Regions from separate parts of the Homo sapiens genome. Here region 2 is linked to region 1. Evidence: read pairs that join two places in POLR2A ChIA-PET (ENCODE). Cell type or tissue: endothelial cell of umbilical vein. All regions are shown on one strand.

Region 1 (4,000 bases):
AGTTACACTTTGGCTCATATCTGTAAATAGGGAACAGCAATGAGCAAATTCAAGAATTAATGTTCGGCCAGGCACGGTGGCTCACGGCTGTAATCCCAGCACTTTGGGAGGCTGAGGCGGGCGGATCACGAGGTCAGGAGATCAAGACTATCCTGGCTAACACGGTGAAACCCCGTCTCTGCTAAAATACAAAAAATTAGCCGGGCGTGGTGGCGGGCACCTGTAGTCCCAGCTACTTGGGAGGCTGAGGCAGGAGAATGGCGTGAACCCGGGAGGCGGAGCTTGCAGTGAGCCAAGATCGCACCACTGCACTCTAGCCTGGGCGACAGAGCGAGACTCCATCTCAAAAAAAAAAAAAAGAATTAATGTTCAATGTATTGATTTGTTTGATATAGTCATTACTAGCAGTCTCTAAAACATAGTTATCTGAATTTCTAACAGTGGGTACAATTGCCCAGGCCTTGTATATCTGGCTGTGTAAGACAGTGGCTAACAGTGAGGATTGTCTCAGACAGTCAAGGTTTGCATCCTGATGACTAAGGATATACTTACCAGATATGTGTCATTAGGCACAACATTTTCCTCACCTGTGAAATCTGTAAGTATCACATCAGGCTGTTTTGAGGTTTAAGTGAGATAACACAAAGTTTTTTTGTTTATGTAGGTCATAGTTTTATTATTACTAATAATATTGGCATTATTTTTCTGAAACAAATATACATCAGATAAAATGAGTAACTTTGTCAATGTCACTAGGACCAATATTTTCATCATAAGTGATTATAGTCTTAGGGAAATTGCCTAAAAGTGAAATGGCTGGGTCAGGAGGTCTGCACATTTTAAGGCTTTTTTTTCCCATTCCTAGACTGCGCTCCTGAGGATCACACTAGCTGTTGGAGAGCATCAGTTTTCTGAATTCTCTACAACATAGTTATTACTATTTTGCCAGTTTTATGTGTTGAGATGAACGTTGTTCTTATTTTAAAAAAACAGGAACTGAGGCTGAAGAAGGCTATGAATGATAGAGTGGACAGCAGTGCATGAGGACAGCTGGGCCAACTCTTCAATATCACACCTTCATTACTCATTCTCACTAGAAGGCCATATTCCTCCCAAGTAAAATGGGTGTCAGTTTACCTAGATTATATGTTAATTTGTTCCTTTTTATGGCTGAGGAGCATTCCATAGTATGGGTCTTCCACCATACGCTTATCTATTCACTAGTTGATGGACATGTGGGCTGTTTCTAGTTTTTGGCTATCATTAATAAAGCTGCATACAAGTCTTTGAGTAGATCTCTATTTTCATTTTCTTTGGGTACACATCTAAAAAGGGATTTGATGGTTTGTATGGTAAGTATATGTTAAACTTTATAAGAGAAGGTTAGAGTATTTTCTAAAGTGATTATATCATTTTGCACTCCCACTAGCAATGTATGAGAGTTCCAGTCACACATAGACTCTGAGATGGAGCAAAGACCCCTCTTGGGGGCCTGCCAGGGATGACCTTCCCCACAAAGCATGGAAATAAAGAAAAATCTTGAATTCCTTCAAGGGAAATTCCAGGCACCTAGCTAGCCTTGAGAAGTAAATGAACAACTTGATAAGCAAGAAGGGAATGGTAGCTTAAAACAATAGCCAAGGAAGTTGAAGTCACAGGATGTTTGGTTTCCTTTAGAAACTGAAGATAACATCTTAACATATATCCCTGAGTTGTTTTTCAGAAACCCAGACCTCCATCAAATGGCTCCTCTGGCACGCAGACCTCAGATAAGGGGGAAACTGAGGAATGAATGCTGGCCACCATTCTTTGTTATAAATTTCTTCCTGAAGGGTGTGGAGGGAGCATGCCCATAAACCAGAGCTAACATTCTTTTCTGCTGATCCTAAATTTTTTACAAAGTTTTCCCTCCTTAACCAATTGCAAATCAGAAAAATCTTTGAATTCACCTGTGGCCTGTGAGCCCCGATTTGAGATGTCCTGTATGGCCTCCATGTATTGATTTATGATTTTTTTTTTTGAGACAGAGTCTCACTCTGTCACCCAGGCTGGAGTGCAGTGGCACAATCTTGGCTCACTGCAACCTCTGCCTCCCTGGTTCAAGTGATTCTCCTGCCTCAGCCTTCCAAATAGCTGGGGATTACAGGCGCCTGCCACCACACCTGGCTAATTTTTGTACTTTTAGTAGAGATGGGGTTTTTTCACGTTGGCCAGGGTGGTCTTGAACTCCTGACCTCAGGTGATCTACCTGCCTCGGCATTCCAAAGTGCTGGGATTACAAGTGTGAGCCACAGCACCTGGCCCAATTTATGATTTTTGCCCATAACCGCTGTTTCCTTGCCTTAAAAAACCATTAACTGTAAGCCACTGGGGAGGTTGGGTCTTAAGTGTGAGCTGCCTGATTCTCCTTGTTGGGTGCCCTGCAAATAAATGCCCTCCTTTCTCCCACTGCAAAAAACTTGGTGTGGATGTTTGACTTTACTGTGCTGGGTGAGCGAACCCAAGTTCAGTTTGATAACTCTTTATAGGATCTCTCACATACATAGACTCTACTTTTCCTACCATTAATGGATTTTGAAAGGGCCTTTTTTTTTTTTTTTTTTTTTTTACCGTGAAACTCCAGAAAAAGTTTTGTAATTGCCCAACAGGTTTCTCCTGCCTACTATACAGACAAAACCAATTCACAGAGACCATGGCGTTGCAGTAAAGAAAGAGTTTAATTAAAACTTGGCTAGGCATGTGGAAAACAGAATTATTACTGAAATCAGCCTCCCTGAGAACTCAGAGGCTAGGGTTTTTGTAGATAATTTGGTGAGCAGGGGCTAAGGAGTGGGTGCTGCTGACTGGTTGGGGATAAAATCATAGGAATGCAGAAAACAATCCTTGTGTGCTGAATCTACCTCTGGGTCAGGGCTGCAGGATCAGTTGAGTCATGAGATAGAATACAAAAGTCTGGAAAACATCTTAAAAGACCAATCTTAGGTCCTAGCATCACTATTACATTGTAATTTTTTTTTTTTTCAGATGGAGTTTCACTCTTGTTGCCCAGGCTGGAGTGCAGTCATGCGATCTCAGCTCACTGCAACCTCCACCTCCCGGGTTCAAGCGATTCCCCTGCCTCAGCCTTCCGAGTAGCTGGGATTACAAGCATGTGCCACCACACCCGGCTAATTTTGTATTTTTAGTAGAGATGGGGTTTCTCCATGTTGGTCAGGCTAGTGTGGAACTCCCAACCTCAGGTGATTTGCCTGCCTTGGCCTCCCAAAGTGCTGGGATTACAGGCGTGAGCCACTGCGCCTGGCCTTTTTTTTTCTTTTGAGACAGAGTCTCACTCTGTTGCCAGGCTGGAGTGCAGTGGCAAGATCTCCGCTCACTGCAACCTCTGCCTCTTGGGTTCAAGCGATTCCCCTGCCTCAGCCTCCAGAGTAGCTGGGACGATAGGCACACACCATCACACCCAGCTAATTTTTGTATTTTTAGTAGAGACGGGGTTTCACCATGTTGGCCAGGATGGTCTCGATCTCTTGACCTCATGATCCTCCCACCTCAGCCTCCCAAAGTGTTGGGATTACAGGCGTGAGCCACCACCTATATTGTCCGGCCTATATTGTATGGTTATGGGGCAGTTGGGGAAATCACAAATATTGTGACCTCTGGCAACATGACTCCTGAGCAGTAAGTGGTTATAGAAACTATGTTTACATCCTTAGCAGAATTCAGGCTCCTCCCATAATCCTAATCTCATGGCCTATCATTCATTTTTAGTCCCTGAGCAAGGAAGGAGGGGGTTAGTGTTAGGTAAGGATTATTATCATTCTTGCCTGCAAGTTAAACTATAAATTGAATTCCTCCCATGGTTAGTTTGGCCACACCCAGGCATGAGTGAGGACAGTCAGCCTGTGAGGCTTAGAAGCAAGATGGAGTCAGTCATGGAGGCAGTCATGGAGGCCTGGAGGCATGATTAGAAGCAGTCATGGAGGCAGTCATGACAGCCATTTCT
Region 2 (4,000 bases), 50 kb after region 1:
ATAGATTGAAATGTTAACCATGATTTTGTTTTGATAAGCCACTGTGTGGAAAACCATGATTTTTTATGAGTATTTCTTATTCCTCTCAATTTGGGTAGGTAGACTGGGAAAGAAATGATGCAGAAGGAAGAGTAAAGCTTTTCTGAAGTTTAAGACTCATGGAGTGGAAAAAAGCTGATGGGTCAGAACATGCCTTTTTACTTCCTCAGATTCTGCACACTAGGGAGAAAGAGGAGACTTGAAAGAGAAGAAAGGACAGTTCAGAGCTAATGGGGCTCCAGAAAGGGGCATAGTGCTTTGCCTTTCCTAATTCCTGGCCAAGTCTGAAAGGGGAAATGATAGAACCACACATAGAGTTGTGGGTCTGAGAACAGAAAAAACTTGTGATTTGCTTTCTGGAAAGGGCCTTCAGGCAATGGCAATACCACAGAGGAGAAGAGGCTACATAAAGTTTCTAGGCAGGTGGGATTTTCAAGAGCATCAAGGAGTTTTCTGCAGCTCAGAGGTGCAGAAATAGAGTAATGAGGTATAGAGTGCCTGAGAGAGGTAAAGAAGTAGCAGGGAGAGCTGCCCAAGCTTCAAGGACCTCACTGAGAAGAATGAGGAGTGATGCACCAGCCACCTGTGTGGACTGACAACCTGGGACAGGGTGGGAGAATGCCAGAGGATAGATGGGCAAAGGACTGGCCATTTCCTAGTCCCTTCCCATCCTCCTCAGAACTTCAGCACAACTCTGAAGAAAAGTGTACTTGTGGGAGAACCCAGAATTGCCTGAGATTTAATTTCTGCCATCAGGCTAATGAGGCACCTAGGGAAATTAAGCTGAGTTTTTAAAATATCCAGAAAGTTAAATTTGTTGCACACGTGAGTCTCTGAACCCAGATGTGTATTTGCTTTACCTGGCATCAGGCAGTGTTATAACTCAATAAATTTATGTAAAATGTAAAAAGGAGTATCAAATTTCCCTAAATAAACTTTGCAATATAAACATAATTTATGTTATTAATTCTTTGTCAATAAAAATGTGGCAACATTCTGCTGCTCTGAGAGCTAGTGTCTCTTGGTCAATTACTTGATACAGTGGAAAAGACTTTGACCTTACAGTCAGATAAATATGGATGTATACACTGGCTCTGCAATCTGCTGGCTGGGTTACCCTTTCTCTCAGAACCTCATTTTACTCACAAAATAGGTGCTTAATATAGTTAGTTTCCTTCCTTTACCTTCTATTTTGTCCCACGATATCTCTGATAGTCTCACCTGTAGAGCTGCCATTACTATTAATATCAAATGGAATTTTTATTGATTATATCAATTAAATAAATTATTATTTTATTATTTTTTCACCATTTTGTTTTAAATTCATGTGTTAGTTATGTGTACTATTCTTTTTTTTTTTTTTGAGACAGGGTCTTGCTCTGTCATGCAGGCTGCAGTGCAGTGGTGTGATCTCAGCACACTGCAGCCTCGACTTGGTGGGCTCAAGTGATCCGCCCACCTCAGTCTCCCAAATAGCTAGGATTACAGGTGCATGCACCCACACCCATCTAATTTTTTTTTTTTTGGAGAGACAGGGTTTTGTCATGTTGCCCAGGCCGGTCTCAAACTCCTGACCTCAAGCAATCTGCTCACCTCAGCTTCTCAAAGTGCTGGGATTACAGGTGGTTATATCTACTATTCCAAAATAATATGTTTATACTACTATTTCTTGATTTATCTACTTTAAGCAATTTGATTTATCTACTTTAAATAACAGGTGAGGAATTTTGCTCACTTACAGTAATACTCTCCACAGGGCTGCTTACATGACTCATGACATGGCAGCTGGCTTCCTTCAGAGCGAGTGATCTGAGAGACAGCAAGTTGGAAGGTGCAATGACTTTTATGACCTAACTTTGAAATGCACACACCATCATATCCTCAATATCCTGTTGCTTATATGAGTCAGCCCCATTCAGTGTGAAAGGGATTACTCAAGGGCATGCATACCAGGCAAGATTGTACCAGAGAACTTATAAAGCTGTTGGTATGGTCTGAATGCATGGTCTGGCTAGTGGTCTATCTATTTGTTGATCTCTTCAAAAAACCAGCTCCTGGATTCATTGATTTTTTTGAAGGGTTTTTTGTGTCTCTCTCTCCTTCAGTTCTGCTGTGATCTTAGTTATTTCTTGTCTTCTGCTAGATTTTGAATTTGTTAGCTGTTGCTTCTCTAGTTCTTTTAACTTTGATGTTAGGGTGTCAATTTTAGATCTTTTCTGCTTTCTTTTGTAGGCATTTAATGCTATAAATTTCCCTCTACACACTGCTTTAAATGTGTCCCAGAGATTCTGGTATGTTGTGTCTTTGTTCTCATTGGTTTCAAAGAACATCTTTATTTCTGCTTTCATTTTGTTATTTACCCAGTAGCCATTCAGGAGCAGGTTGTTCAGTTTCCATGTAGTTGAGTGGTTTTGAGTGAGTTTCTTAATCCTGAGTTCTAATTTGATTGCACTGTGGTCTGAGAGACAGTTTGTTGTGATTTCTGTTCTTTTACATTTGCTGAGGAGTGTTTTACTTCCAATTATGTCATCAGTTTTAGAATAAGTGCAATGAGGTGCTGAGCAGAATGTATATTCTGTTGATTTGGGGTGGAGAGTTCTATAGATGTCTAATAGGTCCGCTTGGTCCAGAGTTGAGTTCTAGTCCTGAATATCCTTGTTAATTTTCTGTCTCGTTAACCTGCCTAATATTGACAGTAGGGTGTTAAAGTCTCCCATTACTATTGTGTGGGAGTCTAAGTCTCTTTGTAGGTCTCTAAGAACTTGCTTTATGAATCTGGGTGCTTCTGTATTGGGTGCATATATATTTAGGATAGTTACCTCTTCTTGCTGCATTGATCCCTTTACCATTATGTAATGCCCTTCTTTGTCTCTTTTGATCTTTGTTGGTTTAAAGTCTGTTTTATCAGAGATTAGGATTGCAACTTGTGCTTTTTTTTGCTTTCCATTTGCTTGGTAAATATTCCTCCATCCCTTTATTTTGAGCCTATGTGTATCTTTGCACATGAGATGGGTCTCCTGAATACAGCACACTAATGGGTCTTGACTCTTTATCCAATTTGCCAGTCTGTGTCTTTTAATTGGCGCATTTAGCCCATTTACGTTTAAGGTTAAAATTGTTGTGTGTGAATTTGATCCTGTCAATATGAGGCTAGCTAGTTGTTTTGCCCATTAGTTGATGCAGTTTCTTCATTGTGCCAATGTTCTTTACAATCTAGTATGTTTTTGCAGTGGCTGGTACCAGTTGCTCCTTTCCACGTTTAGTGCTTCCTTCAGGAGCTCTTGTAAGGCAGGCCTGGTGGTGACAAAATCTCTCAGCATTTGCTTGTCTGTAAAGGATTGTGTTTCTCCTTCGCTTATGAAGCTTAGTTTGGCTGGATATGAAATTCTGGGTTGAAAATTCTTTTCTTTAAGAATGTTGAATATTGGACCCCACTCTCTTCCGACTTGTAGAGTTTCTGCAGAGAGATCTGCTGTTAGTCTGATGGGCTTCCCTTTGTGGATAACCCGACCTTTCTCTCTGGCTGCCCTTAAAATTTTTTCCTTCATTTCAACCTTGGTGAATCTGAGAATTATGTGTCTTGGAGTTGCTCTTCTCAAGGAGTATCTTTGTGGTGTTCTCTGTATTTCCTGAATTTGAATGTTGGCCTGTCTTGCTAGGTTGGGGAAGTTCTCCTGGATAATAATCCTGAAGAGTGTTTTCCAACTTGGTTCCATTCTCCTCATCACTTTCAGGACACCAATCAAACACAGATTTGGTTTTCACATAGTCCTGTATTTCTTGGAGGCTTTGTTCATTCCTTTTTTTCCTTTTTCTCTAATCTTGTCTTCAAGCTTTATTTCATTAAGTCGATCTTCAATCACTGATATCCTTTCTTCTGCTTGATTGATTCAGCTATTGAAACTTGTGTATGCCTCACAAAGTTCTCATGCTGTGTTTTTCAGCTCCATCAGGTCATCTA

The links. Peaks named below come from ENCODE experiments on the same cell type or tissue, not always from the same donor. Only the 100,000 strongest peaks of a DNase experiment are listed, where the experiment ranks them.
Region 2: POLR2A ChIA-PET joins it to region 1 with 5 read pairs; 2 of 35 experiments call an interaction of 5 or more read pairs at or near these places.

Annotation. Positions count from the first base shown.
Region 1 is chr14:22,737,260-22,741,259 of GRCh38, reverse strand. All of the region lies in intron 1 of OXA1L-DT (OXA1L divergent transcript), which reads left to right. Among named protein-coding and RNA genes, the nearest start is that of OXA1L-DT, 27 kb to the left of the region's middle. RefSeq lists an enhancer at 3,833-4,000. In endothelial cell of umbilical vein, no CTCF peak of the experiment used is centred here; DNase peaks (open chromatin) are centred at 1,069 and 1,599; H3K27ac peaks cover 2,652 bases.
Region 2 is chr14:22,687,293-22,691,292 of GRCh38, reverse strand. No RefSeq gene overlaps it. Among named protein-coding and RNA genes, the nearest start is that of OR6J1, 45 kb to the right of the region's middle. In endothelial cell of umbilical vein, no CTCF peak of the experiment used is centred here; a DNase peak (open chromatin) is centred at 1,892; H3K27ac peaks cover 2,785 bases.